Regions from separate parts of the Mus musculus genome. Here regions 1 and 2 are each linked to region 3. A link is a loop called in an ENCODE intact Hi-C map of the cell type or tissue named here. Cell type or tissue: heart. All regions are shown on one strand.

What was found. Hi-C counts contacts between places; a loop is a spot of excess contacts. Peaks named below come from ENCODE experiments on the same cell type or tissue, not always from the same donor. Only the 100,000 strongest peaks of a DNase experiment are listed, where the experiment ranks them.
Region 1: it touches region 3 in a loop (5-fold over the local background); 16 of 42 quality-filtered maps call a loop at or near these places.
Region 2: it touches region 3 in a loop (2.8-fold over the local background); 6 of 42 quality-filtered maps call a loop at or near these places.

Annotation. Positions count from the first base shown.
Region 1 is chr4:108,404,916-108,407,415 of GRCm38, reverse strand. It overlaps Gpx7 (glutathione peroxidase 7), which reads left to right and starts at 703. Exons shown (of 3, transcript NM_024198.3): 1 at 703-873. The coding sequence starts at 739. It overlaps Gm32297 (a long non-coding RNA gene), which reads right to left. Exons shown (of 6, transcript XR_003955247.1): 5 at 1,630-1,841; 6 at 869-1,300. In heart, no CTCF peak of the experiment used is centred here; DNase peaks (open chromatin) are centred at 995, 1,095 and 1,395; H3K4me3 peaks cover 1,617 bases; H3K27ac peaks cover 1,993 bases.
Region 2 is chr4:108,386,737-108,389,236 of GRCm38, reverse strand. The region is part of intron 1 of Gm32297 (a long non-coding RNA gene); the gene reads right to left. It also overlaps a transcript of Shisal2a not described here. Among named protein-coding and RNA genes, the nearest start is that of Shisal2a, 4.3 kb to the right of the region's middle. In heart, a CTCF peak has its summit at 1,469; a DNase peak (open chromatin) is centred at 1,426; H3K4me3 peaks cover 1,360 bases; H3K27ac peaks cover 2,375 bases.
Region 3 is chr4:108,459,309-108,461,808 of GRCm38, reverse strand. It overlaps Tut4 (terminal uridylyl transferase 4), which reads right to left and starts at 2,399. Exons shown (of 31, transcript NM_175472.4): 1 at 2,170-2,399; 2 at 1,609-1,792. In heart, a CTCF peak has its summit at 1,074; DNase peaks (open chromatin) are centred at 1,048, 1,888 and 2,478; H3K4me3 peaks cover 2,500 bases; H3K27ac peaks cover 1,708 bases.

The sequences.
Region 1 (2,500 bases), 54 kb after region 3:
TCATAGACGTTTTTCTGCGCCTGGGAAACGCTGTAGCTTGCTATTGAGATCTCTTGTCACTAACTTGAGATTGCAGCTGCTACCCACGTTTGTGTCCACAAAGAGCTTTTAACTGTCAGCTGCTGGAGATACCGGGCCTTCTTGGCTCCTGCTGCACCTCCAGTAAGGAGGCAATAATCCAGTGACTGACTAGATAGGCAAGCTCTCCTAACCCCCATGCACTGCTGGAATCCAAACCGCAGCAGACTTGTCTCCCACACTTGTCTGACTTTGGGGAAACACTACATCCATTAACCTAAAGTTTGTACGCATCGTTCAGCTATCAAATTGTTTTCCAGCACTTTCCCGTTACAGTCCAGTACTCCCAATTCTACACTAGGTAATATTCCCGTAAAGAAACTGGGGCTCAGAGTGGTGGAGCGATCCGCCTAAGGCCAGGCACTAGAAGCTAATCCTCACAGATTTTTCTCCGCTATCTCCCTATTAAGTCTCTGCGCCCTGAGCTTGAGTTTGAGCGAATTTTGGTCTCAGCCTCAAGAAAACAGGATCCTGCGATCTGAAGCTAACCAGCGCAGAGCAGCTAGGGAAACTGAGGTCCAGAGCCGGGACTCTGCGCCTGCAGAGACGACTGAGAAGGGGGCGCGTCCTGCCCAGCGGGCCGCCTCCTCCCGCCCCACACGGCGGGGTCCCCTCCGCCTTGTCTTTGCCCTCGCCAAGTCGCCACCTCGGGAGTGAACCATGGTTGCAGCTGTGGCGACGGCGTGGCTGCTCCTGTGGGCCGCGGCCTGCGCGCAATCCGAGCAGGACTTCTACGACTTCAAGGCGGTCAACATCCGGGGCAAGCTGGTGTCGCTGGAGAAGTACCGTGGCTCGGTGAGTGACGATTCCTTGCGGGCCTGGCGCGGAGGGGAGGGAGGGGCTCCGTGGGGATGCTACTCTCGGGTGTGCCACAGCTCGGACACCACCCTGCTCATCCCAGCCGCGAGATCGGTGCAACCGGCGCTCCCAAACCCTTGCCCACTCAGGCCTGCGGCTACGTGGCACAGCTTAGGAGCCACCCGCGCTGACTGCGCTCTGCGAGGCTCAGGATCTCACCCGGAAGGTGAATGCCCTCCGCTCTCCGCTTTGCCTCTCCCAAGTGGAAAAGAAACCCTAGCCTTTATGGCCCTTTGCCGGTCCAGTCCAGCTTCTGCTCCTGTAACAGTGGGTCCAATGAGAACGCAGAGAGACAAATGTGCAGTGGAGGGAGTGACCATCAAAAATGGACCTTTTCATGATTCTTAGAATCCACCCTCAGGCCCTGAGAGCAAAGATACAACAGTGGAAAGCAATCCAAGTTGTAAGAGAACCCCCTATACACCCTTCCCATCCTTGATCCTCCTAAGACCCACCCCTTAGAGGGCAGTTGTGATGGAGTTGCTAATGGGCCTGCCCTACTCACTAGGCGAATCACAGTAAGAAGGAAGTGTGTCAGGATTGGGTCTTTTAAATAAAACTTGAGCAAGACAGATCAATCCAGACAGAGAGAGCTGGCCAAGTCCAGACACAGAAGCAAAACAACAAGAAAGGTCAGGGTGGACCAGGGATTTCAGCAGCGGGTACTTGAGAGATACAAACTGCTAGACTAACCGGTGTTAGATGAGGCTGACTGCCAGGGAGACTTTGAACTGTAAAGTTCAGAGACTCTGGTGCGATGAAGAATCTTCTCAAGAGAGGAGCATGGTAGCACACACCTTTAATCCCAGCATGCTGAAGGAAGAGAGTCTGTGAGTTCAAGACCAATTTAGTGTCTATCTACATTGGGCGATCCAGAAAGCCAGGGCTACATGGTGAGACCCTATCTTTAAAAAAAAAAAAAAAAAAAAAAAGGTAATTAATTAATTTTTAAAAATCCTTCAAAGAACCTTTTGTCTCTTGAGTTGGAGTTGGAGATCCTGGTGTGAAGACTGCTATTGAACACTAACTGACTTGTGACCCCATCATCCAGAGTTGGATGGTTCAGTAGGCTTTTCTTGCAAGCAAGAGTATCTTTAGGGGCAAAACTATTCTCAATAGCCTTGTTGTTCTCGATTACACTGAGAGTCCTTGCCCTGACCAGTGTGCTGTAAGTTTCAAGAGAGAAAACAGTGTAGAAACATTAGGTAAGCTTTAGGCGCTCTGTATGGATGACAGGTCTTGTCAATGACAGCATCCAAGACTCCAGACAAACGGCAGCAAAGAGCAAGGCCATTTACTAGTCAGGGAAGGCCTGTAATGAAGGTAGACAGATGGTGATTAAAACACGTTCATGTTTTAATCAAGTTTATAGGGAGAAGAGACAATAAATAAGGCACTGAAAACTGAACCAGCCAATCCCAATAGCAATGAGAGCTTTAAAAAAAGGCCGGGTGTGTGGTGCATGCCTTTAATCCCGGCACTTGGGAAGCAGAAGCAGGGAGATCTCTGAATTACAGGCCAGTCTGATCTACAGAATCTTCCAGAACACTCAGGGCTCTTACAC
Region 2 (2,500 bases), 73 kb after region 3:
GTAGCCATGGGTGACCTTGAACTCCTGGTTCTCCTCTCCACCTTTCACATCCCAGGGGCTCAGAAACACTGTAATTGTTACACATATATGTGGTTTCTTCCTGGGTTTTGCTGAGTTGTATTTTTTTAATTTGTTTTATTTTATGTGCATGAATGTTTTATTTGAAGACATCAGATTCCCTGGAAATGGGATTATCAATGGCTTGTCTCCACGCCTGGCCACACTGGGGTTTTAATTGGCTGTAAAGAGTGAGATCATGTCATTTGCAGGAAAATGGCTGGAACTGGAGATCATCATGCTAAATGCAATAATTAAGACTCAGAGAGACAGATGTCAGGAACTGAAGAGATGGCTCAGTGGTTAAGAACACCGGCTGCTCTTGCAGAGGACCCAAGTTCAGGTCGCAGGGTTATTGCTCCAGTTCAAGGGGCTCCAATGCCTTCTTCTGACTCTGACTGCACTGCATGCACATGTGCTCAGACACTCACACATAAGAAAAAGTAAGTACATCTTTTAAAAATAATATTAATAGCTAAAATAAAAATATTTCAAATACCAAGTACTTGTGAGGAAACAGAACTATTGATGAAGCCAAAACTTGTACAGCTACCCTGGAAAACAGTTTGTCAAATTTTTAAAAGTTGGGGTTTGTTTGTTTGTTTGTTTGTTTATGAGGGTTTTGGAGGGGTTGTTTGTTTGTGTTGTTTTGTTTTTTGTTTTTGTCTTTTTGAGACGGGGTCTGGCCACCGATATCTGCTTGCCTCTGCCCTTAGGCTTAAAAAAAGAGAGAGAGAAACAGAGAGACAGAGACAGAGACAGAGAGACAGAGGGAGAAGATAAAAATTAGGAACCTAAATGTCCAAGAACTAAACATATCACGATGTGAGCAGGGAGCAGAGAATTTATACCACAGCAAAAATGAATCAAGCTAATAGAGCTGGAGCCCCAGCGTGGACAAAGCAAACATAAGCCCAGGTGGGAAACTAGTGCCGAAAGAATCGTATGGTTGTTATGTTTAAATTTTAAACTACAGGCAAGGAAAACGCAGCTCCTCCACACGTCATTCAAAGATCCAACACAGGCGCCAGCCTCAGTAAGCACTCAGAGTCTTTGCCTCTGGCTATTTGTGGGGTGAGGTTGAGGGAGGGGAACTTCAAGCCCAACTGATTAAAAAAATTGTTTTCCCTTTAACTAGAGGGTCCATCTTTGTTTTAGTCTTTTGTCATTTCGTGTGTCTTAAAGATTGCGGAGTAGAGCGACCAGCAAACCCGATTTAAAAACTGAGGAAATGGTTAGAATAGCTGACTGGCCCTAGATCGGGACGTAGGTCCCACCATAGTACCAGGTCACTTGTCTCAGGAGACGCAGAGTCATTCTGGAAGTGAAGGGAAAGCTGCCTCCCTGAGGACAGGCTCGCTGCCCCACCCTTCCTTTGTTTCTCCAGCGACGGGAACAGCAAGCTGGTTGCCCCCACGTGGAGCGGACTGGGACAGGGTCAATGGCTGCGTGCCAAAAACTGTACAGACTCTCTCTCCTCCCTCTTCTCCCCTCCCCTCCTCTTCTCCCTCCCCTCTTTTCTCTCTCTCCTCCTTTCTCCCCCCTCTCTCTCCCTCTTTCTTCCTCCTCTTTCTCTCCTTTCCCTCTCGATCCTCTCTCTCCCTGTTCCTCCGCCTCTTTTTCTGTCTCTTTTCCCCCTCTCTCCTCTCCTTCTCTGACCTCTCTCATTCTCTCTCCCTTCCCTTCTCCCTCACTCTGCTTTTTCGTTCTTTCTCCTCTCTCTTTCTCTCTCCTCTCCCCTTCTCTCCTCCTTCTTTCCTGTCCCTCCCCCCCCTTCCTCTCCCTCTCCCCCCCCTTCAGTAGCTCTGTCTCTGTCACCATGGAGCCTGGGAGCCAACCTGGTAACCTTGGGATCCCCACTACACACACACACACACACACACACACACACACACCCCTGATAGTTGCTGTGGTAGAACCGGTTTGCTCCTGTGACTGAGGCCATCCCCACCAAGGGAGTGGGAGAAAAAGGGCGAGGGGATGTTTCTTTATCCTGCCACTCTTGGACGAATTGACTTCTCAACCAGGTAGCCAAGATCAACAGAGCAGTTTTGAGTATCTCACAGAAAGGCTCGGTGTAGATGTTGGCTTGAGCCAGACTTGTTTTATGTGAACTCATTTTAGCTCCAAAGCAGAGAAGGAAAGTGACCTGGCTACTATCACCCAGTAGTGACCAGAACTTATTACCTGTACATCCTTCAGCAACTTACTAGTCCTGTCTAGGATTTGGTTTTCCTTTCATAAAGTTCATGCATGGTGGTGGTGGGATGGGGGAGGGGGGTTCCCAAAGCGTGTCTGTGCTTATATGTATGTGTGGAGTATGTGTGTGTGTTTGTATGGGTGTATATGTATTTGACAAAGTGTGTGTGTGTGTGTATGGGTGGGGGTCGGAGGAATATGTGTGTGGATGTCTGTATATGTGTGTGGGTGTGTGTATTTGTGT
Region 3 (2,500 bases):
ACATGAACATGTCACTCACTTTCACTTCCACTTTTAGACTCTTTTAAGGAAGCTTTACTTTTTTTTTTTAACCATTTTCTACACTAGCCAAATAAAACTATGCAAAGAAAAGAGCACAGTATCTAAGAGGTTAAGGTAACTTCCTTTTGTTTATAATATTTTTAAAATGAGAAACAGCTTAAACTTCTCTTCCCAACATTGATGGTGTTTAAGCCCTCCGTATAATTTGTTTATAAAGGCACCATAAAGCACACTGTATGCTCGTGAGCTATCTTAAGAAAAGCCAAATCAAACAATATTTCATAGTTTTACAAGTTGTGGCTAATCTGTAGTAGGATGTAAGTGTACACCATATTTCTGAGGGGATACACATGGGCTCTGAGTAAAGAAAATGTTAAGTGCATACACACGCAGTCGACATTTAAAACTTGCCACAATTCAACATTTGGGAATGGCATTTTCCCTAAATAATCAAATCCACTTGGGATTATCTTATTTTATTCCTTTCAAAACAGAGTATGTTGTTTCACCAAGTGCTTCAAACACATTCCTGCTCCAAGGTACGCTCTGGAGGGGGGAGGGGATACATCTATAGATATAAAAGGTTATATGACCTCCGCGAGCTAATTATTAAATTCATTCCAACAAATCACAATTCAAATTGCATTTCTGGACACTAAGATTACAAAAGATCGCAGAACGTCAAATGTTTAAGGAATTACTTTTGTATCGAAATGAAGAAACATGGTATACTAAAACTAAAATCTCACGCAAGGTACAAGATTCGTCTGCTTTAAAGTTTGATAATCTTCTTTTTTAAAATGTTTAACCAACGTTAAGATAACAGTAATTAATCCCATTCAGGTACTGACTAGAAATCCCGCTGCTTCTTTGAGGTCTAACCACCTCATTCTTTTGTAATCCTGATATCAAAAGGATCAGAAACCACTTGCGAAGGCGTGCGACACACTGGGGAAGTGCTGTCTGTTTACAAATACGAATCTCACAGTTACCCACGTCAAAAGCGCGCAGTACCAGCACCTCTCGACTGGGGGGCGGGGGACAGAGACGGCGGGTGAGCAGGAAACGAAATCCACACAAACCTACCTCTGCTCCCTCCCGACAAGGACAAGCCCGGGGGATGGCGGGGAGGACACGCTGTGTGTGTGTGTGTTTACAAGTGTATATATACATACACATACACAGGGTGAAAGAAAGGCACACAATACAGACAAACACGCACTGGATCTAAGCGAAGGCTAGACCAATCCCGTTAACTCAGATACTCCTACCCCGTCTACAACAGGTTTCGGTGGCCGGACGGGCGCCCCAGCTTTCCCTAAGGTCGGCCCCCCAAAGCCCTCCTCAGGCCGCCCAGGCCGCCTTCTCGACTTCCCTCCTTCCCTCGGCTTTCCCCTGGGACACCAGAAGCCAGTTCCAGCCCAGGAGGAAGTGCCAGGCCCCGAGGGGGCGGCGGAGACGCGCTCCGGCGGCGCGGACACCTGCGAGGCGCCGCACCTGAAGGGGACAAGCTGGGGGCCCCCGGGCTCAGCGGCCGAGCACACCCCCTCGGCAGCCCGCGCAGCGCGGCGGCCCGCAGCCCCGTACCTGAGAAGCCCGCGAGCTACAGGCGCGCGCGACGCCTCCTCATCTCAGAGGCTCCGGCTCCCCCTCCGCCTCCCGCCGCCGCTGCCGCCCCCGTCGCCGTCGCCGCCGCCGCCGTCGCCGCCGCCGATGGAGGCCAGGACACGACGAGCTCAGGACTCCACCGCCATGTCCGCCGCGCCGCGAACTGCATTGTGGGGGGGAAGGGACGGGGAGGGGGAGGAGGAGGGAGCGAGAGAAAGAGGAGGACCCGCTGAGGGGAGGGGGCTGAGGGAGAGTGGCGCCCGGCCGAGGGGGGAGGGGAGTCGGAGGCTCTCCCCAGCCTGGGATCCCGATTGGGATGGGAGGAGATAGCCTCGGAGGCGGGGAGCAGAGCCTCCCAGAGCTGGGTTCAGGGGCTCCCTCTTCTTTAATTCTGGGGATCCCCCCCAAGCACCCGTCAAACCTCGGCGGAGGAGGGGGTAGACCGGGGGGCGTGGGGGGAGGGGCTTCGTTCCGGGGCTCGTGGCGGTCGCCCGGAAACAATGAGGAGGGGATGGAGGTGGGAGGACGGCGCGCACACACCCGCGCTGAGGAGGGAGAGCGGGCGAGCGCGCGCGGGCTCCGATCGGCGCCCGAGCTGGGGGCGGGCGGGCCCCCGAGGGAGAGAGGAAGGGAGGGAGGGAGGGAAAGGGTCGGAGCTACCCGCGGCTCGCTGGCTGGAGCGGGCCTGCAGGGAGAGAGAAAGAGAGAGAGAGGGTCCTGCGGTCCAGCACGCCGACGCCGGGAAGCGGCGCGAGGACGCCGGCGAGCTTAGGGTCGCGTGCACCGTCGCGCTTCTCACGTCAGGCTCCCTGGCTGCGGGCGCCTTGCCTGAGGCCCCCGGGCGGGAAAGGGGGCAGGTTGCCTAGCTGTG